2 separate regions of the Mus musculus genome follow, and region 1 is linked to region 2. Evidence: chromatin loops called from intact Hi-C (ENCODE). Cell type or tissue: left cerebral cortex. All regions are shown on one strand. Each heading gives the region's core, and the rest is flanking DNA. Links, peaks and the distances in the headings are about the cores only. Region 1 holds the start of Rnf141 (ring finger protein 141). Region 2 has its middle 14 kb from the start of Ctr9.

Region 1 (5,383 bases), core at 249-5,248, 170 kb after region 2:
TCATATGGAAGAAAAAAAAAGAATGGCCCCCATAGGCTCTTATATTTGAATGCTTAGTCATCAGGGAGTGGCACTATTTGAATGGATTAGAAGGATTAGGAAGTGTGGTCTTGTTAGAGAGAATGTGCCACTGGTTTGAAGTTTGAAGCTTTGAGGTTTCAAAAGCCCACTCCAGGCCCAGGGTTTCTCCTCAGCCTGTGGGTCAGGATGTAGCTACTTCCTCTGCATCATACACGCCCTCATGCTCCCTGCCATGACGATGATGGACTAAGCCTCTGACCCTGTAAGCCACCCCCTAGTTAAATCCTTTCTTTCATAAGAGCTGCCATGGTCATGGTGTCTCTTCACAGCAACAGAAAGTGACTAAGACATATGTTTAGGTAACACTATTTAATAAAATAGTGATCTTATTTTGTTTACCATCTGGGTTCTTCATTATGTTTATGCAAACATAAAAAGGAACTTGTTATGCTAAGCAGCGGCTGCCTAGACTGGTCATTAATTATTTTAATATAACTACCACGTTATATCACCTTGGTCTTGCAATCTCTCCTTTATTTCAGTCTTTGTGGTGCTCACTATAAAAAGGAATACAGGTCCCACTTTATAAAACTGTGCTTTATGGAGACTATTTTTTTTCTGACTGGGCTCAGGTTAGACAAAGATATGAACCTTTAAAACATGAAGCAGCTACATCTTTACCCCATAACTTTTTGGGAATGTAGTTGGCATATACTAAACTATATATGAGTAAGGTGTACAATTTGAGAAGTTTTCATATTACATTCATGTCTGTGGTGTCATGCTCTAAGACAGTGAACATAGCCAATACCCTAAAATGTTTCTTCTTACCCTTTGAAGGTTTGGAGGACTTGTGTTTGAGTCTGAGCCAAGGCTTAAACATGCTAGGCAAGTGTTTTACCGTTGAGTCAGCCACCTCTAGTTCCCATTCTAACACTGTAGTGTTTCCTACCTGACACCACCCGCTAAGCAACCACTGATCTGATTTTGCCACTAAAGATTCCTGGGGGCGGGGGCTATTCTAGAAAATTTTTTTGGAAGGTCTATCTTCTTTCAGCCTAAGTATTTCAGGCTCATCCACATTGTTAAGTGTGTCAATCATGTATTCTTTATTATTGCTGAGTAATATTCCATTGTGTGACTTTATTTCAGTTGTTTTCCATTCACCTGTTGATATGTTGTCATAGGGTTTCTACTGCTGTGAAGAGACACCATGATCAGAGAAACTCGTATAAAGGAAAACAATTCATTGGGGCTGACTTAGAATTCCGTGGTTTAGTCCATAATAGTCATGGTGGGAAGCATGGCAGCACACAGGCAGACATGCTGGAGAGGTAGCTGAGAGTTCTACATCTGGATCAGCAGGCAGCAGGAAGAGAGAGTGACACTGGGTCTGACCTACGCATCTGAAAACTCAAAGCCCACCCCTAGTGACATATTTTCTCCAACAAAGCCTTATCTATTGCAGCAAGGCCACACTTCCTAATAGTGCCATTCCCTGTGGGCCTATGGGGACCATTTTCATTCAAACCACCACATCAGGTATCTGATGTTGGTGTACTAGTCTTCATGTGGATCTATTCTAGAAGCAGGATGACTGGACTATGTGGTTGGAATGTTTGTGCTTAGGTTTTAAAGAAATGGCCACAATCTCGTTCCACAATGATTGTATCATTTTACATCCCCAACAGACAATCTGAACAGATTTGTTCAGCATCTTTGTCAATATTTAATACAGTTCTTTTCATTTTAGCCACTGTGGTATTGTATTGATAATTCACTTCCCTTCTAATTTGCATAATGGTCTCAGACATCATTTCATGTGCTTATTTGCTATCCATAAATCTAAAAGGCTAGTCTAGTCTTTGGCCATTTAAAAAAATTGTGGGTTTTTTTGTTGTTGTTGTTGTTTTTTTTTTTTTTGGGGGGGGGAGGGGTAAGAATTGTGTATTCTAATTAGAAGTCCTTTGTTAAATATATTTTGCTTTTCCAAAGCCTGTGACTTGCCTCTTCATTTTTTTGTCCTTTTTTACAAAAGTATTTAATTTTATTGATTTCTATGTATGTGACTATTTTGCCTACAGGTGTGTGTCAGCAGCCTTGAGCTACAAAAACCTCCAAAGCCAACAGGGGGGGGTGGAGCTCCGTCTCCAGGCAACGCGCGAGGGCGTGGCCTTACGTCACTGAGGTGCGACTGGTTTGCGGGCCGCGCCGCTGCCGCCTAGCGGGTTTAGCTAAGCAGCAGCCGAGGCGGTGTCCCTGGTGCGAGGAGAGCGATGCCTTGAACTGGGTGAGCCTTGCAGCGCCGCCCCTTCGCTGTGTCCCTTCCCAGCCACTCCACGGTCCTGGAGTAGGGAGTGGAGGCCCGGGCAGCACCAGGGTGTGAAACCGGGCTTCAGAGGAGCTAGGGCCCCTTGTCAGGGCCTCGGCTGCGGGCTTTGGGCACCGATTCCTGGGCGGGTGGAGACTCTGGGTCCGCCTTCTCGGTGGCGGTGGAGACTCTGGGTCCGCCTTCGCGGTGGTGCTGAGGAGAGCTTTCAGAGATCAGCTCGAGCGGTTTTGAATCTTGGCGCTGGCGCACTGAGCAGTTTAGCTGTTGGTTAGCAGAGCAGGTGCGCCAAGGAGGGGCTGAGGGGCGGGTGCTGGGGCCAGGGCGGCAGGGTGGCCACAGGGCAAGGCTTCTGAGGGAGAGCCTGGGCCCGTGGTGTCGGCCAGCCCTCCTACTAAACCCGCCCCGGCAGTGCACCCGGGCCCTTGCTTGTCAAGCTAATTGCTACCTTTTGAGGACCGACATTAAAAAAAAAGTTTCCTTGCTAATCATAATTGTAGGGTAAGTTGCCTTCTGTGTGCAGTTTCATTACAAAACTGTGGGGTTACTGTTGTTGCAATTTGTCTCCAGCCTACCTTCATATTCTTCATATTCCGACCCAGCCCCATTTCCTGATGCCCAGCATTTCTTGTCCTTCTTCTGGAGTACATGTAGCTCCAGTAACACTCCCAGTTGCTTTTAATCCGTGCTTCTCAAACTAAGACCATCTTTTCCACACCCCCTTACCGTGCTTGCTATAGAATGAAATTCACCCTTTAGACTTTTACTTGGGCTTGAACTGTCACCCGACCAATGGTCCTGATAGTTGTCCTTGAAAAGTAATGCCTTCTGAATTCAGAGCCCTCAGGACTTGCGTGGATTTTGTTTTACCCCTTTTGTGCTGGCTGGTTTCGGTTTCTGTCTTAACATGATTGTGTTTTTCAAGACTATGTTATCTTTGTCATTTGGCGTAAGGGAACCATATATATAAGGGACATATAGGATAGATATTCTCTGAATATATCTAAATTCTTTTAACTAGAGGAAGTTGATTTCTCTTTCTAAAAAGGTAGAGAAGGTGCAAAGAGAATATTTTTCTTTCTAAGTCAGAGTGTACTTACTACTTGGTGTGTGCTTTGTCAGGCTGTCTATAATACTTGCCAATTTTCCAAGAATCCATGAAAGGATGAATGGATAATCTATAAGGAAAATTAACAACTGGTGCTATTAGAACTCCAGCACTTACTCAGTACTCTGTTTGTTTATAGGTTTTCAGGTTTTATTTTATTTTATTGAGATTTCTTTAGTTTTATTTCTCCTCCTTAATACCTTTGACCCCAGAACAGGCATTCTAGATTCTATACCGACTCTGACCAGCCTAATCATTGGATATCTGTATAAACTTAGAGTTTGTATAAATAGTGAATAATAAGTTAAGTAGTGTCATTCGAGCCCCAATTGTAGAACTTAGTATGTATTACTAAGATGGAAGATGGTACAAAATTTAACAAATTTCAAAGGTGCCTTTGATACCGAAGTCATTGTTGACTAGTCATCTGATGTGACACCAGAAGTCAGCCTTAGGTCTGGATAGACTACACACCTAGTGGCCAGCAAGTCCCAGGGATCTTCCTGTCCCTGCACACACACACACCCGGCCTGGCACTAAGATCACAAGTGTGCCACTGCGCTGTCCTTTCACATGAGTTCAGGGGTAGAACTGAGGCCCGGGTGCTTCCTGGAGGTCCTTTCCCAGCTGAACTCTCCAGCCCTCACCCAGTTGTCTTGCACTTTGATGGGCTCAGTTTTCCTCTGTGTCATTTCTGAATGACTTATGTTTCACATTTTCAGGGAGTTCCTTGGGTGAGTATTATTAGTGATGCAGTTGTGTTTCTTATAAGGAATACTTGAACTTCAACAACTCATTTGTTAGAAAAAGAAGCAATTGACTGTGTGTGCCACCCACTGAAGAATGTGGCACATCCTTGGAATCCTTGATATCCCTGTGAGTTTCAGAATAACAGCTCTTTCTCAGAGACCCTCAGGCTGCTCTTGGGAAGCACATCTCTGTCTTAACTAGAAGAGGTCACAGCTCTTTGAGGAATCTTGACCACAGACTTGTATTTTACTGAAACTTATTGCCAGTGGTTTGCAGGTTTACATATTATATCTGTAAGCAATACTACTGTTCTGTGATAGATGTGTGTGTGTGTGTGTGTGTGTGTGTGTGTGTGTGTGTGCGCGCGCGCGCACGCATGTGTGTATGATAACTTCACAATTTTATCCATAAATATCATTTTAACTGCCATGTCATGTTAGTGTGAATGATTGAGCTAATAAAAGAATACTAGATGAATGATAAAAAAGTATTTCTATATTGACTAGAGAAATACTATATACTTATCTACTACCCAAGAGCACAGGTGTGTGTCCTGAAGACTCAAGGGGGAACTGAGTAAAGCGACTTCATTGAACGATACGTGCTGTTCATATATGGATGAACAACACTGAAAAGGCTGGTGACTGAAGAGCGGTTTCGGCAGATTGCTTTTGTGGATACTCATCTCAGTGGCTCCATAAGTAATCATATTTTTACACTAGTGATGAAATGGTTAATGTTGCTTAAATGCAGCATCTTCCCTCCTAGCCAGTGTGGACACCTTTGTTTCATGCCCTCAGGTAGGCGTGAGTCACTGAATCAGCTTTCTGGATATTAAGCGCAATTACAGGAAAACAATATACTGCCTCACACTATAAACCTTGCCATCAAGGTAGGGTACCAGGGACACAAGGCAACATTTTCTAATTTGAGAAACAACAGAGGCTTCTTTTCAGATGGGTTTTGATGAGTAGTGTAGGGTATTAAAATAAGATACTTGGGAATGAGAAGTCTTTTAAGGTACAAATACTTTTTGAAGCAGCAGCAGTCATGCAAAAGTACCTGCCTTTTACCAGAAAGGAAGACATCTTACAATCAGAGCTAGGTCTCAAAGCCAAGAGAAATCAGTACAAACTTCCCTGAGTAGCTTGCTTCTTGATACTTTCCCACACTTA
Region 2 (5,383 bases), core at 233-5,232:
TTATTTTTCTTGGATTGGTAATAAAATAATTTGCATTTTAAGTGACTTTATGAGTTAGTGTCTCCATCTGAACATTCTTTCATCTGGAGTGACTGTGGGAGGTAATGAGTGAGACAAGAACTCATGTAACCTCAAAGGTGGCAGGCAGCTGCCTCGTCTCTAGGTTCTGAACAGTGGAGGCTACTCAGGGCTGGGCTGGGCTTTGGCGATGGCACCCCACCCCTCCTTAGCCCTGTTTTGACACTTTCCCTGTACAGTACACCTGCTATTTGGGTTGAGTGCTGATTTTTCTTTGGCTTTAGTACTTTCTTCCTGTAACCTGTTTATTGGTTGGAACTTCAAAGTCCATCTTGGTATGGGAAGACAGTTGGTATAGAGGAGACAGGGGAGGTCTTGTTAGCTAGGTGAATAAGACACAGTCAGCTTCATAAAGAGCAGACAGGAGTGTCCTGGGTAAAGAAGTGGCATGCCTGAAGAGAAGGCAGGAGACAATTCCAGTTCCTGTTTGAAGGGACTATGAAGGACCCGTGTCATGAGCATGGGAAACAGGGAAAAAAGGATGAGATGTTTTGGAAAGAAGGCTAGATTAAAATGCATTTTTAGACTATTTATTTTGTTTTATGTGCATGAGTATTTTGCCTGCATGTATGTTTGTGTATCATGCATGTGCCTTATGTCCAGGAAGGTTAGAAGAAAGTTGCATTCCTTGAGACTGGAGTTACAGATGATTGTGAGTTGTTGTGTGGATGCTGTCATCCAAACTCAGATCCACAGTAAGAGCCACAAGTGCTCTTAGTAGCTGAGCCATCTCTCTAGCAATGTGGGCCAGATTTGGTAAAACCTCTAGATTTGAAGCGTGGGGGTGTGGTGTGTGTGACAAGCTGCAGATTCCCAAAGAATAGCAATGACATTCTGACTGTCATGTGGAGGGTGGTGGGAGGACCGAGAGAGCCACACCTGGTGTGGACCAGGCCCGGGAAGGTGTTGATCATTTGTGTGAGCAGTGGAGAAAGAAAGGAAGGGAAGTCAAGACTGGGTGCAGAGTGAGAGCAGGAAGGAACGGAGGCTAATTCCTGAAGCGCCTTGCCATGCACAGCCTTTCTGAACCGTTCACCTAGCCACCTAAACACATGTGTTTAAAATGCCGGTGGCTCAAGGAACACTGAAGGACTTAACACCGCATTTGGGCTTATTGACATTCTAAGATCTCAGAGAGTATTGGATTTGCTGAGATGGGGTGAGTTACAGGAGAAAGGCGCTGGGACCTTGCTGGGCTGGGTTTTTATTAAAAAGCTCACTGTACCTCAGAGACACTTGTACATCCAGGCTTCCTCTGCTGTAGTCCCAACAGCCAGGTAGTGAAGCCACCCTTGACGCCCATCAACAGGTTCACGGAGACGGAAATGTACGGATACACAGTGGGATTAGGTTTAGTTGTAAAGAATGAAATTATGACATTTTCAGAAAAGTAGATGGAACTAGAGACCATTGTGTTAAGCAAAATTAGCCAGAGAAAGACAAGTACTATGTATTTTCACTTGATACAAACAAAATCTAGAGAAAAAAATTTGTGTGTATATATGGTGTGTGTGTGTATGACATGAAAGAAGAAATGAGACCATGAGAGAAGAGGATGGAAGGTGGGAAGATGACCATGGAATATAGTGTCACAGAATGGGGACCATGTGGGAAGGAAAGGGACCAGCGAATGGGGCTTTGTGCATGGGGGGGCAGTGTATGTGGGGCAGAGAAACAAGGAATGTGTATGAACACATCACAGTGTGATTCCTCTCTGTGTACTAACCAAAAAGTTAAAATAAAGAGGGCGGGTGCCTAGGAAACCCACATGTAGGCAGAAAAGTGTTTATTTCATCTGCAGTCTGCAGAGAGGTCTACACGGAGACACCAGCCACCATACAGATCTTGTTTAGAATCACGACAATGGGGCAAGAAATGTAGACAGAAAAGAGCAGGAGACAGACCCTGAGGGATGCCGGTTCCCAGAGCCTGGAGGGGTCCACCAGGGGCGGGCAGAAAGAGGGACAGGCACCATCTCCCAGTCTTCCTTTGCAGCCTTCTGTGGCCTCCTGTGCTTTTACAGGACAGCCTGGCCCCAATGCGCTTCTGGCTTCATCTCTCCTGGCTCCTTGCCTCTCCCTGTCCAGTGCCCCCTTACCCTCCCACCCCACTGCAGGTCTGTTTGTTTTTTTAATTGTCAGCCTGACTCACTGCTGTGTTGATTCAGGGCAAGAAGCACCAAGGATTGTTCCTTTTTTTGTTTCTTTCCTTTCCTTGGTTCTGACATAGTATCTAGCAAACAGCAGGCATACAGTAAGTTTGATTCAGGAATGGCTACACTCTTTAACTCGACTGTGACTCTGTAAAGTAGCCTTACCCCATCTTTACCTTTTTGGTTTTTTTAGAAACAAATCAAGGACAGGATCCTTGGAACAAGAAGGTGACTTTTCACTAGTACCCCAGAGCTCTTGACTCTAGCTGCATATGTATCAAAAGATGGCCTAGTCGGCCATCACTGGAAAGAGAGGCCCATTGGACAGGCAAACTTTATATGCCCCAGTACAGGGGAACGCCAGGGCCAAAAAATTGGGAATGGGTGGGTAGGGGAGTGGGGGTGGGGGAGGGTGTGGGGGACTTTTGGGATAGCATTGGAAATGTAATTGAGGAAAATACGTAATAAAAAAAAAAAAAAAAGAAAGGTGACTTTTCACAGGATCCAGCATAGTGAGTAGTGTTGGGTGGGTGAAGTGTTGGTGAGCCTTGTTTTAGGGTCGATGAATGGGTAGTTGCTGGGGAGCCAGAGGCTGTATAGTCCAGCAGGGGGCAGCAGAGGGCCATGCAAAGCAGGGACTTCCGGCCATTGCATGGGCTTCTCTAGATCTCAGCTGAACTTGGTGCTTACAAGAGTCAAGACAGAGTGTTGAGATCTGCTGATACAGCACTGAGTGCCAGTGTCTTCCTGTGGGTCCCTGGGAAAAAGAAAAATAAGGTGGGAAGACGGGTGGAGGTGGATGTGACAACGGGGCTGCCTCACACTTGGATGTAGTGACTACAAGTGGGATTTGGGGCCCTTTTTGCTTCAGCCAGGCAGGGAGCTAGGAAGGGTTAAAGTGCTGGTCCCAGGACATACATGGTTGGAAATAACTTTCTTTCGTTCTCTAAACTAGTTTTCCTTCTCTCTCTCTCTCTCTCTCTCTCTCTCTCTCTCTCTCTCTCTCTCTCTTTCAGCAGGTTTTAGTGTTTGTTTTATATGTCCAACCTGTCACAGGTGCTGCTGGGGAAGGGGATTTTGCAGCAGGTCATTGGGGGCCATCGAGGCCACAGCAGCAGTGACCAGAGTGCAAGGTCTTGCATGGAAACTGATTTTGGTTTCTCAATTCACACACTTTGCATAAATGTGAACCACAACATAAATCCACAAGCCACGTGCATGTACTTATGTGCACATATCATCCATGTAACATTCACTCATGTGCTCAAAGGCATACACCTGCTACCCACGACCTATCATGCATACATACTAACTCACAGTCTAACACACCAGGGGGTGGGGCTCTGCAGTGGGTTTTATGGATACATTCCAAGTTCCTCTTTCTCACCTCCATGTCCGTGTGCAGAGAGAGCAACAGTGTGATTTAAGTCTAGGATCAAACCAACTCTCAGCTAATGGTACCAACACAACCTCAGCCCCTCTACATCGCCTTGGTGGCTGCAGCTGTTCTAAGAGTGAATGAGGGAGGAAGTAGCTGTGGAAGCTGTCGGCTGCTGCTCTGTTACCCCCAAGAAAAGGCCAAGTCAGAAAACGCTGATGGAGATGTGCAGACAAGAGGCTTGCAGACAGAGCTGGCAGTGGTTTTCCACCACCCCAGTATTTGGAGCCTTGGGACAGCCTATGCCACCTCTCGACTTTAGGTTCTGATACCACATTGCCGTGTGTCTTTAATTCGTTCATATTGGGCTTTTCTGTTTCTTATATCCAGGATTCTCAGTGAGAAGCAGCTCCCGTCGGAGCTCTTGATGAAGGCCGGGAACAGGCCCAGCCTCTGCTTTCCCTCCTTTCCTTTTGGTCTCTTGATCCTTAGTGTGACCACAAGGCACTGTGTGCAGTTCATGGAACTTCATGTAGGAGAAGACAGTTGTGCTTAAACCAGGATGGATGGCAGCCTCTCTCTCTCTCTCTTCTAAAGAGAGTGACACAATTCAAACCCTGGGGAAGACTGGCTCTCTAAGTGGATCTTAATATTTTGTAGAGGCCGAGATGAGAGTCAGGCCAGTGCCTTTGGATTTGGAGGGCGGAAAATCTTTGCTGTCACCCTGCTCCTCCCTCCAATCTCTCTAGCCACTCTGAGGGTGAGCATTACTTACCCTGCTTGGAAGATGGATTATGAAGATGTCTCAGAGAGGATGCCTTCTGCTCAACACAGAGTGGAGCTCAGCCTCCCGTCTAGGGTTCTTTGGCTCAAAAGCTTGTGGGTGCCTCTCCAGGAGGGAACGGCCTTGATTGAACTCAGACTGTTCATGTGATCTGCTTTGGGTAGGCTCTTTGGAGGAGAAAAGGGTAATGAAGAACTAAGACCTCAAAAGTTCTTGTATCTGACTTTATCTGACTTTCACCAGAGTGGTGGAGGAAGCAGGGAAGAGGGCCTTATAGTAGGTTCTCATTGTGGTGAGTAGGACAGGCAAGGTGGACCTTAGAAAGCCAGTTCTGGGCTGGGGCTGGGGCTGGGGCTGGGGCTGGGGCTGGGGCTCGCCCGATAAAGTGCTCAAAACACGAGGACCTGAGGCTGATCCCCAGGACCATAGTTAAATACAAAAGAGCTGAATGTGGTAGTGCACTTGTGTAATCCAACTCTGGGGACACTGGGACAGGCCTAGGCCACCAGGCCAGCCCCAGGTCTCAGTGAAAGACCTATTCTTAAAAATCATGATGGAGGCTAGAGAAATGGCTCAGTGCCTCAGAGGATCTGGTTTGATTCCCAGCACCCATGCTACAGCTCTCAGCTACCTGGAACTTCAGCCCCAGGAGATTCAGCACCCCCCTCTTGCCATCTTAGGTACTGCAAACACCAGGTGTATTCATAGACATACAGGCAAAACACTCATACACATAAAATACAAATGAACAAACCTTAAAAACAAAAAACTGATGGTTCTGCCTACAAGATGACACCTGAGACTGTACTTTGACCTCCATATTCATGTGCACACACACGTACACTCACATGAATCCACACTTACATGAACACTTACCCACTCACATGAACACCCTCCTACATGAACGCACATACACAAGCACACACATACATGAACCTAACACAGGAACACATACATGAGCACACATATGAACACCCACCTACACGAACAC

Evidence for each region. Peaks named below come from ENCODE experiments on the same cell type or tissue, not always from the same donor. Only the 100,000 strongest peaks of a DNase experiment are listed, where the experiment ranks them.
Region 1: it touches region 2 in a loop (2.7-fold over the local background); 1 of 42 quality-filtered maps calls a loop at or near these places.

The regions. Positions count from the first base shown.
Region 1 is chr7:110,841,267-110,846,649 of GRCm38, reverse strand. It overlaps Rnf141 (ring finger protein 141), which reads left to right and starts at 2,269. Exons shown (of 6, transcript NM_025999.3): 1 at 2,269-2,311. In left cerebral cortex, for the core only: a CTCF peak has its summit at 2,245; DNase peaks (open chromatin) are centred at 2,230 and 2,500; H3K4me3 peaks cover 1,387 bases; H3K27ac peaks cover 1,007 bases.
Region 2 is chr7:111,012,593-111,017,975 of GRCm38, reverse strand. No RefSeq gene overlaps it. Among named protein-coding and RNA genes, the nearest start is that of Ctr9, 14 kb to the left of the region's middle. In left cerebral cortex, for the core only: a CTCF peak has its summit at 2,835 (motif pointing right); DNase peaks (open chromatin) are centred at 881 and 2,849.